Linked DNA regions of Homo sapiens: region 2 is linked to region 1. A link is an interaction called in ENCODE POLR2A ChIA-PET data of the cell type or tissue named here. Cell type or tissue: MCF 10A. All regions are shown on one strand. Links, peaks and the distances in the headings refer to the core of each region. The heading gives the core; the rest is flanking DNA. Region 1 overlaps LOC105371709 (a long non-coding RNA gene). Region 2 has its middle 32 kb from the start of LYRM9.

What was found. Peaks named below come from ENCODE experiments on the same cell type or tissue, not always from the same donor. Only the 100,000 strongest peaks of a DNase experiment are listed, where the experiment ranks them.
Region 2: POLR2A ChIA-PET joins it to region 1 with 8 read pairs; 1 of 35 experiments calls an interaction of 5 or more read pairs at or near these places.

Annotation. Positions count from the first base shown.
Region 1 is chr17:28,031,473-28,036,853 of GRCh38, reverse strand. LOC105371709 (a long non-coding RNA gene) reads left to right here. Exons shown (of 3, transcript XR_934637.4): 3 at 2,393-2,714. Among named protein-coding and RNA genes, the nearest start is that of NLK, 8.5 kb to the left of the region's middle. RefSeq lists an enhancer at 2,040-3,239. In MCF 10A, for the core only: no CTCF peak of the experiment used is centred there; a DNase peak (open chromatin) is centred at 2,473.
Region 2 is chr17:27,858,824-27,864,204 of GRCh38, reverse strand. No RefSeq gene overlaps it. Among named protein-coding and RNA genes, the nearest start is that of LYRM9, 32 kb to the left of the region's middle. In MCF 10A, for the core only: no CTCF peak of the experiment used is centred there; a DNase peak (open chromatin) is centred at 2,054.

The DNA of each region.
Region 1 (5,381 bases), core at 141-5,140:
ATATAGTTTGAAGTCAGGTAGCGTGATGCCTCCAGCTTTGTTCTTTTGGCTTAGGATTGACTTGGCAATGCAGGCTCTTTTTTGGTTCCATATGAACTTTATAGTTTTTTCCAATTCTGTGAAGAAAGTCATTGGTAGCTTGTTGGGGGTGGCATTGAATCTATAAATTACCTTGGGCAGTATGGCCATTTTCATGATATTGATTCTTCCTACCCATGAGCATGGAATGTTCTTCCATTTGTTTGTATCCTCTTTTATTTCATAGAGCAGTGGTTTGTAGTTCTCCTTGAAGAGGTCCTTCACGTCGCTTGTAAGTTGGATTCCTAGGTATTTTATTCTCTTTGAAGCAATTGTGAATGGGAGTTCACTCATGATTTTGCTCTCTGTTTGTCTGTTATTGGTGTATAAGAATGCTTGTGATTTTTGCACACTGATTTTGTATCCTGAGACTTTGCTGAAGTTGCCTATTAGCTTAAGGAGGTTTTGGACTTCATGTCTAAAACACCAAAAGCAATGGCAACAAAAGCCAAAATTGACAAATGGGATCTAAATAAACTAAAGAGCTTCTGTACAGCAAAAGAAACTACCATCAGCGTGAACAGGTAACCTACAGAGTGGGAGAAAATTTTTGCAATCTACTCATCTGACAAAAGGCTAATATCCAGACTCTACAATGAACTCCAACAAATTTACAAGAAAAAAAACAGACAACCCCATCAAAAAGTGGGCAAAGGATATGAACAGACACTTCTCAAAAGAAGACATTTATGTAGCCAAAAGACACATGAAAAAATGCTTATCATCACTGGCCATCAGAGAAATGCAAATCAAAACCACAGTGAGATACCATCTCACACCAGTTAGAATGGCGATCATTAAAAAGTCAGGAAACAACAGGTTCTGGAGAGGCTGTGGGGAAATAGGAACACTTTTACACTGTTGATGGGACTGTAAACTAGTTCAACCATTGTGGAAGTCAGTGTGGCGATTCCTCAGGGATCTAGAACTCGAAATACCATTTGACCCAGCAATCCTATTACTCGGTATATACCCAAAGGATTATAAATCATGCTGCTATAAAGACACATGCACACATATGTTTATTGTGGCACTATTCACAATAGCAAAGACTTGGAACCAACCCAGATGTCCAACAGTGATAGACTGGATTAAGAAAATGTGGCACATATACACCATGGAATACTATGCAGCCGTAAAAAATGATGAGTTCATGTCCTTTGTAGGGACATGGATGAAGCTGGAAACCATCATTCTCAGCAAACTATCACAAGGACAAAAAACCAAACACCTCATGTTCTCACTCATAGGTGGGAATTGAACAATGAGAACACATGGACGCAGGAAGGGGAACATCACACACAGGGGCCTGTTGTGGGGTGGGGAGAGGGGGGAGGGATAGCATTTGGAGATATACCTAATGTTAAATGATGAGTTACTGGGTGCAGCACACCAACATGGCACATGTATACATATGTAACTAACCTGCACATTGTGTACATGTACCCTAAAACTTAAAGTATAATAAAAAAAAATAATGTTCATGATTTAGATCAGTGCTGTCCTAGAGAAATGTGAGAGCCACATATGAAATTTTGTGTTCTAGTAGTCACACTAAAAAGTTAAAAGAGGCCAGGTGTGATGGCTCACACCTGTAATCCCAGCAATTTGGGAGGCCAAGGTGGGAGGATCGCTTGAGCCCAAAGTTCAAGACCAGCCTGGGCAACATAGTGAAACCTCATCTCTATCAAAAAAAAAAAAAAAAAATTAGCCAGGCATGGTGGCATGTGCCTGTAGTCCCTGCAACTCAAGAGGCTGAAGTGGAAGGATCACCTGAACCCAGGGAGGTTGAGGCTGCAGTGAGCCATGATCATGCCACTGCACTTTAGCCTGAGCAGCAGAGTGAGACCTTATCTAAAAAAAAAAAAAAAAAAAAAGGAAAACAAAATTCACTAGCCACATGTGGCTAGTAGCTACTATATTAGACAGCCCAAATCTAGATCATGGGTTTGAATCCTTAATCTGTCCCTTACCAGCTATGTGACCTTGGGCAAGTTCCTTAACCTATCTTAGTGTGAAAAATTTCCTTGTCTGTAAAATAGAGAGGTTCCCTGACAGATGCAGTTGTGATAATTCAAAGAGACAATCCATGGAAAGCACATAGCCTGGGGCTTGCTAGCAGTAAGTGGGATGGTTATTATTAGTACAGGTATTACAATCGAAGGCAAAGTGTCCCAAGTGTCCAGTGGAGAAATCATCTTGGGCACCACTCAGTTCATGTCCCCAGCATTCCATCCACGTGGAGTGGCTGGCCCCTTAAACACATCACCAGACAGTACAATTTCCGGCCTTTTCCATTTTGTTCCATTTTCAGGAGCTGAGCATGAAGAACGAGAAGTCGGAAGTGAGTCAGCAGGATAGCACTTAGAGCCTAAAAAAGCAAGCAGGACATCAGAATGCATAAGCAGGAATATAATGTGCAGGAAGTGGGAGGTGATCTTCCCTTTCTTCCAAGAACTGGCTCACCCCATGAGTTGTCTGCAAAGACTTTGCAGAACTTGGGCCAGGCCCAGGAATATTAAAGGACTACAAAAGGAGCAACTCACATTCAACAGTGCTGGGTGCTCAACACCTGTTATCTCATGTGATCAATCGTCAATATGTCCCATTTTGCAAATGAAGAAACAGACTCGGGAAGTCAAGGTACCTTATCAAATCTCACACATCTCGTGAGTGACAAAGCTGGGGCTGGCCCACTTCCCACTGTAACCCACAGCTGGAGGGAAGGGGCAAAGAAGTGATGCTATGGAGTACCAGGAAGGACAGGCAGAGAATTCTTACCCTTTCAAGCCTGGCAGCCAGGGGCCTCCCTCACTGGGTGCATGATACTTTTTTAACATTTCTTACCCAAAACTGTTAGCAGAAGGCAAGAGGATCACCTCCGACCTTTTAGCACACACATTCCTCTGGGTCACACTACGTCCATTCTCTGTCTCCATGCTTCGGGCCTGGCTTATCTTTCTACCTCTTCTTCTACCCAAGTTCTACTCACTTTTAAGGCTTTGCTCTTGGAGCCTCAGATCTTCTTCTTTGTTGTCTTTTTTTTTTTTTTTGAGAACCTCGACCTCCCTGGGCTCAGGTGATCCTCTCACCTCAGCCTCCTGAGTAGCTGGGTCTACAGGCATGTGCCACCACAGCTGACTAATTTTTTTGTATTTTGTAGAGCTGGGGTTTTGCCTTGTTGCTCATTAGAATCTGCCTGCCTCAGCCTCCTAAAGTGCCAGGATTACAGGCATGAGCCACTGCACTGGGCTGTAGCCTCAGAACTTTCATGAAGCATTTTTCCTGATACAAGTCCCTCTGGATCTCTCTCTCCCCTGAAGAATTTAGACATTCAATGTCTGCAATATTTATTTGAAACATACACTCTTATTTATATAATCTTATTTATGTGATGCCGTGAAAAACTTTCTAGCTGTCTGACCTTGGGCACTAGACACTTGAGCATGCTTCCTCATCTGTTCAATGGGTATAATAACACCTATTTTGCAGTAGAAGGTAATATTGAGAAAATTAACTAAGGTCATATATTACTATATGAAATATCTAGCACAATGCCTGACACAGAGTGGCCACTTGGGATAGGTAGTTCCCTTCCTCACTTTTTTTTTCTTTTTAGAGAAACAGCCCAGGCTGTTCTCAAACTTCTGTGCTGAAGCAATCCTCCTGCCTCAGCCTTCCAAAGTCTTGGGATGACAACCATGAGCCACAATACCTGGCCTCTTTCCTCACTTCTGTGTGTTGCTTACTTGTCATTATTTTCCTGGTATCTCTATTTCCAGTGCTCTTCTGTTTGGGGAGTTGGTTGGGGAGATGAGATGTGATACTTTAATCTTAGTAAATTGTAAAATGCTTCTCCCATCTTCCTTCATCCATTTTTCTGAGCCCCTACAGTCCCTCCATCAGTTTCGTGACAGGGGATAAAGTCATCAATGCCAAAGCAAAGGTGGAGGCTCGATAAGAGAGAGTGGGAGCAAGGCTACAAACCTCATAGGCATTTGGTATTGCTGAAGGACAACGTGCATGTTCAGGATCAGCTACTGGAAGGTATAACAAGAGAAGCCAGACAAGACAGTGGAAGAATCAGTCAGGGAGCCAATAGCAACTAAGATAGAGACAGGACATGGCAACAAGCTGGGGACTGGGTGAGGCCAGACAAATCTAAGTTCACGTACCACCTGGTCCTTCTTCCCCTACAACTGGGCCTCTTCCCATCCTAACAACACAGGCTCTGAGCCCCAGGAGAATTCCCTTTGCATGTATCTCAGGATGTTGGCCTCATCTTACCCCTCTCCATTTTTCAGTCCCTGGATGGGTTATTTATCCCAGCTCCAAACCCCAGGACCAAACCTCAGCCCTGACCCATGTCCTTGGCCATGTGAGTCAGACGATGTCCCAAACTTCCTTCTTCCTAGATGAGTGGTGAACATTTTATCTTAAAGTTATTAAAAAAGAAAATTTTAAAATAGATTACAAAATTGTTATGCTTAACATTTGTAGGTGCCCTTTATTACTTTGGCTTCTTAAGCCTTAGTAAATGAAAGTATAACTCACATGCATTGGACACAGCAGTAAAATGAGGAATGTTTCATAATGTTATACAGACAATATTCTGTGGATCTATTTTCAGCTTAGAATCCAAATACAACAAGATACTTTTCATCAAAAGGGCAGCAATGAACCATACACAAAATTACCACCTATCCACCCCAATATACCACGTTACAGAGCTCAGCCTCCATGGCAGAATAAAGGTTGTCCTCGCTGAAAGTCCGCAGAGACAGTGGTCCCAGATTAGAGAGCCACAGCCTTAAATATTGATTGCTAGGGTTAGCAGGTGAAACCAAATTATCCAAGACTACAATGAGCATTATTTGGAAAAGACTAAGACAGTGGTGGTTTCCAGACTGTGCTTCACATTGGAATCACCTGAGGATATTCAAAAACTACTGATGCCTGGTTTCAGTGGTATGCTGGTAAATATTTTAAGAATTGGCTGTTTAGAAAGAAAAGAAAGCCCTGATTTATATCCATGGCATAAAAACTTCTATCATGGTTAATTTCTTTCTTTCTTTCTTTTTTTTTTTGAGACAGAGTCACACTCTGTTGCCTAGGCTGGAGTGCAATGGCACGATCTCGGCTCACTGCAACCTCTGCCTCTCGGGTTGAAGCAATTCTCCTGCCTCAGCCTTCTAAGTAGCTGGGATTACAGGTGTGTGCCACCACGCCCAGCTAATTTTTTTTTTTTTTTGTAAGTAGAGACGGGGTTTCACCCTGTTGGCTAGCCTGGTCTCGAACTCCTG
Region 2 (5,381 bases), core at 96-5,095, 170 kb after region 1:
CGTAAGACTGATAATTTCAAAATAATTTTTAATAAAAAGAAAACTGTCTATGACAAGATGCTCCTGAGAAAAGGTAGTACACAAAATTGAATTGAATATACAGTGTGATTATTTACAAATAAAACATCAAAACAAACTTGCTTATGCAGAGAGAGAGAAACTAAAGAGAGAGCCATCAAAACAGTGGTGCTAAAATTCTGGGTAATTTTTCCTTCTATTTTTCTGGATTTGTTCAATTTTCTTTTCTTTTTCATTCTTTTTTTCTTTTTTTGAGACAGAGTCTTGCTCTGTCACCTAGGCTGGAGTGAGGTGGTGCCATCATAGCTCACTGCAACCTCCACTTCCTAGGCTCAAGTGATCCTCCTACCTCAGCCTCCTGAGTAGTTAGGATTACAGGTGTGCACCACAAGCCTTGGTTAATTTTTAAATTCTTTTGTAGAGACAGAGTTTCACTATATTTCCCAGGCTGGTCTTAAACTCCTGGGCTCAAGCGATCTGCCTGCCTTGGCCTCCCAAGGTGCTGGGATTACAAGTATGAGCCACCGCGCCTGCCCCAATTTTCTTTAATGAAAAACAGCTCAGTATTTATATATTGTTATAGACAGCCGCCAGCATGGGTAAAAGTGAAGCGTGGCTCTGTATAATAACAGAGGAAAGGCCCCTAGGCATCAGGACAGTGGAGAGGAGGCACTTGGGCCCATGGCCCCCCTCCTGGAGTGTAGTCACCCTGCTTCTGGTTTTTGAGAGCCTCACCCAGCCTCTCCTGCCCAGCCTGTGCTGGTCTTTGCCAGTCTTCGGGCAGTCACTGTGGGTGCCAGTCTGGGCCAGGCACTGAGGCTGCACTGTAAGTTCCTGTGGGACAGAGGCTGACCATGCTCTGTTCATCTTTGTGCCTCTCAGGCCAAAAGCAAGGTCTTACGTGTGGTAAGAACACAGTAAGGGTTGAATAGAGAGAATCTCCAAGGTTGTTTTTTTTAGGACTTGTGACTTTACTTTGGGGGCTGACTTGGCAGCCAAGCCTCTAGGACTTGATGAGACCTGGACTTCACAGTGTCCTTGGCGCATCTGTATAACATGCCTCCAGAGGACTCAGCTCGCCTAACTCAGCCTCAGCATTATTTCCCTCCAGGGCTGCCTCCTTCTCTGATTAAGAAACCACCTCTCAGATGATGTAACGGTCTCCAACAGCCCAGAGAGCCTTAAATGGTGGAGTTTGAAAATATGATATTCGTTTTTCCATTATCTAATTGCTGTTGTAGTTGATTTATCCTGACATGACCCTTGCTGACAAGACTCTGGCTATATTGTACATCCCTACAACTTAGCAGTGACTCTGCAGGGCCCTTCCAACCCATTTCCTTCTTGGCCCCAGCCTCCTGTCCTGAGGCTCCCACCCACTGCCCACTGTGCTTCAGCTGCATTGTGTTACCTGCCCAAATAGGTACGGCTGCTTTGGGCTCCATTCCTAGCATCTGCTTGTGCTGTTCCCCTGCCTGGCGTGCCCTCCTCCCCCAGTCCATCTGCCAAATGCCTCGCCCCTGTTTCAAGGCTCTGCTCAAATGCTGACCCCTTACAAAGCCTTTCTTGAACTCTATCTGCAGGTCACATGGATTTCTCCCTAAGAATTCTGTCATCTCTTGGTGCAAAATTCCTTGCACTTGTTTCATCTAATGCTCACTTTTTCTACATATGTTTAGTGGATATTACTCTTAACATGGAGCCAGGTGCTGGGTGGGTACTTGGTGTATATTATCTCAAATTCTGGCAGCAACCACATGAAGAGGTGCTGTCGTTTTCATTTTCTGATGAGGACACTGGGGCTCAGAGAAATGAAGGACTGGCCCAGTTTCTTACGGACATAAGGTGGTACAGCTGGGATTGACACTGGGTCTGTGTGATTCCAACACTCTGTCAATTTGCTGCATATGAATCAGGTTCTTTGGCCAGGTGGTGGCTACTATGGGCGGTGGTGGCTGTTCATTCTCAGCAGTTCCGAAATGACATCACTGATAGTGCGAGGTAATACCTTGTACCCAGGGCAGAGAGTTCAGCACCCTCTGCATTGGCAAATCAGAGATGAGTCACTTGCCTGCTGACATATGACTCCTGATAGAAGGGACTTGGAGTAGCAGTCAGGTTGAAAGGGGAGCAGCAAGTTCATTTGGGCAGCACTCATATTGCTTTTTATTTTTATTTTTTTGAGACAGAGTCTTACTCTGTTGCCCAAGCTGGAGTGCAGTGGCCTGATCTTGGTTCACTGCAACCTCCGCCTTGAGGGTTCAAGTGATTCTCCTGCCTCAGCCTCCTGAGTAGCAGGGACTACAGAGGTGTCCCACCACACCCAGCTAATTTTTGTTTTTTTTAGTAGAGATGGGGTTTTGCCATGTTGGCCAGGCTGGTCTTGAACTCCTGGCCTCAAGTGATCTGCTAGCCTTGGTCTCCCAAAGTGCTAGGATTACAGCGTGAGCCACTGTGCCTGGCCTCTTATTGCTTTTTATGGACTGCATATTTATATGAGGTTGCTTTGGAGTGGCCTGATAGAATTATGGGTGGCTAAAACCCCTTACACAACCACTGTGGATGAAGTAAAAAGAAAAAGTTGAGGGGAAAGGTTCTGGCTCTGGGAAGCAGAAGGCAGAAATACAGTTGCAGAAAGTTGTGTGTCTGCATCAAAATAATCAATCACCCAGCTGTGTCATCCAGCCTGAGTCAGACCCCAGAGGGCACCTCATAGAGAGTAGATGATGCTGCTGTCAGTGGGAAAAACTACTAGGAACAATCAGGACTGATGGATGTTGTGGAGTGAGCCCTCAAGTGCTCATCATCCAAATTAGAAGTTACTCAATGAACAGTTGTAGGCAGAGAGAGGGACTTGGTGGGTCCCTGTTGACTGGAAGTGAGTTGAACCTTGGGCTCTGGAAGACAGAAACCATCACTGTGAAAAGGCGGGTGAGCTGTTGTTCCCTTTACTTTCCTTGTGCATTGTTTCACATTTGTTTGGGTTGGTGAAGATAATCTCAACACTCCTCAAATGGCAGCACTGATAATGCCAGGCAATGTCTTTGTGTACAAGGCAAAGTTCAGCGCCTTCTGGATTGACCAATCAGGGATGAGTAACTTGCTGGTTGTCATTTGATCCCTGATAACCGGGACCCTCATCTCTCCCTTTCAGCTTTAATGAATGAAATGGTAGCAATAGTTAAAGATGCTGTTGCCCAAAGAAGTATTGATTTTATAATTTGTTTCCTCCATTCTTCACCCTTTAATTACTGATTGGATTCAAGGTTCTGGTTTTCAGCAGGTCATGACAAATCTAGCAAATAAATAATAGCGCAGTAAGCTTTAAGTTCATTATTTTCATTGGCATCAATGCCACTATCATTTTTCATTCCATCTTGATTCAGTTCAATACAATTCAATATGTTTTTGAGCCCCTAGTCATTCTAAACATTGTGGCAGGCACTGAGGAGACAGTAATGCATCTTTAAATACGGTTCCTGTTCTCATGAGGCTTACAGTCCAGGGGGAAGACAAACATGAAAGAAGCAACTATATGCCCATTTAGAATAATCACTAAGGGATGCTATAGGAAAGTGTAACATGGAGATCCAACCTAATCTTGATGGGTGGAGCGGTGAATGGACACAGGGAAGATCTCCCAGGGGAAGTAAGATTCCAGCTAAGAATTGAACGATGAGTGTTTTTGGGCAGGGGGATGGAAGCGGGATGGGGTCAGGAAATGAAGAGTATTTTAATGGAGAAAACAGCAAGGCAAAGCTCTATGGTGGAAAGGGTGTAGCATCTTCATGGACCTAAAGGAAGTCGAGGTATTTCAGAGCACAAGGAGGAGAGTCATGGACGATGACCTCAGAGAGCTCAGCCAGAGCTGTGCAATGGTTTGGGACTTTATACCAAGGGATTGGGAAGCCTGGATTAAGTGTTTGGGATGTAGTATTCTAAGCAGGTATAACAATAGCAAACACTTATATTGTGTTTACTATGTGCCAGCCACTGTTCCAAGCACCTTGAAAACATTAATTAATTTATGTAGAGACCCATTGCACCCTGTTTTCTGGTACCAGGAAGCAAGACCAAGCCAAAGTCTATCTGGAAAAGCCAAGAGTCAGATGCTGGAGAGACCAGAGAACAGAGGCAAGCTTGTTTTAGCAAAAACTTGGAGTCAAGTTCTTGGGGTCTGGCTGAGATTAGCCTGAAGGAGGGCAGGTCAGGAATCATCCAAGACAGCCGAGTGACTAGAGATGGACAGTTTGGGGTTTCTTGGCTCAGCTTAGATAGCAGAAGGTGCATGGCACCCGGAGCCTGGTGTGCTGGGCTGGTCCATCTCCTGCTTTTGGTGTGAACTGCAGGAAATAATTGAGGTGAATCTGATGCTCTCGTATAGGGTATATGGACAATAGAATACTAATGCGAGACCAATATGTGAATGAGTAGGAGTATTTCTGTGTTATGGTCAGAAGTCGGAATTCTAACTGGCACCAACATTGACCAGCTGGTCACCTGTCAATTGGTAATACAGGGAATGCCCACTCTGTGTGCACCTCGTGGGGGCAGAGTTGGGGATGAGCATGGATGGTATCATGAAAAGTGCCCTGGCCAAGGGCTGAAGAGGTTGGACTCTAGTGCTAGTTCTGCTGCCTTTTAGCCATGTGAACTGGCACAAACCACCCACTCTGCCTGAGTCTGTTTTCTCATCTATAAGATGGGCTTTATGGAGTTGTTATGAGGATAAAACGAAATCTTATATGCGAGTGCATCTTTCAAGCGGTAACATATAACTGTAGCAGGGTGATTGGATGCTAGAGAAGCTAGCTGTGCTGCAAACCAACATAACATGAGTGTGCCTCAGAGTGCTAACTTCGTGATTTGACATTGTTTGGGAAATGTTGTTGGCAAATATGTATGTGTGCTTTCAGGACCCCTCTTCCCAGAAGAGCCCACCTGGAAGGTAAATGTGGGTCAAATGATTGCATGTGGCAGACTCGAGGCAAACCGGACAGTTGTCATGTGACTGGTGTGGCATGCTCACAGCAGCATGGACAGTTGTCTTGTAGCTAAGCTAGGCAAGCTAGGCTCATGGCATAGTGGACAGCTGTCATGTGGTTGGTGTGGCAGGCTCATGGCAGAGTGGACAATCATCATGTAGCTTGTGTTTCAGGATAGACAGCTATGATAGTCACTCCTTCTTCTCTCCCGTGCCCTTTCCCTCTCTCTCTGATAACAACACCCCCATCCGGCTTCCCAGGAACCAGCTACCCTCTACCCAGATGACCATGACTAAGGCCCAGACTACCTAGAATTCCGAGGGGCAGATTGATATGGGCTGGAGTGGTCAGAGAAAGCTTCGAGCAGACCCAGGAAAT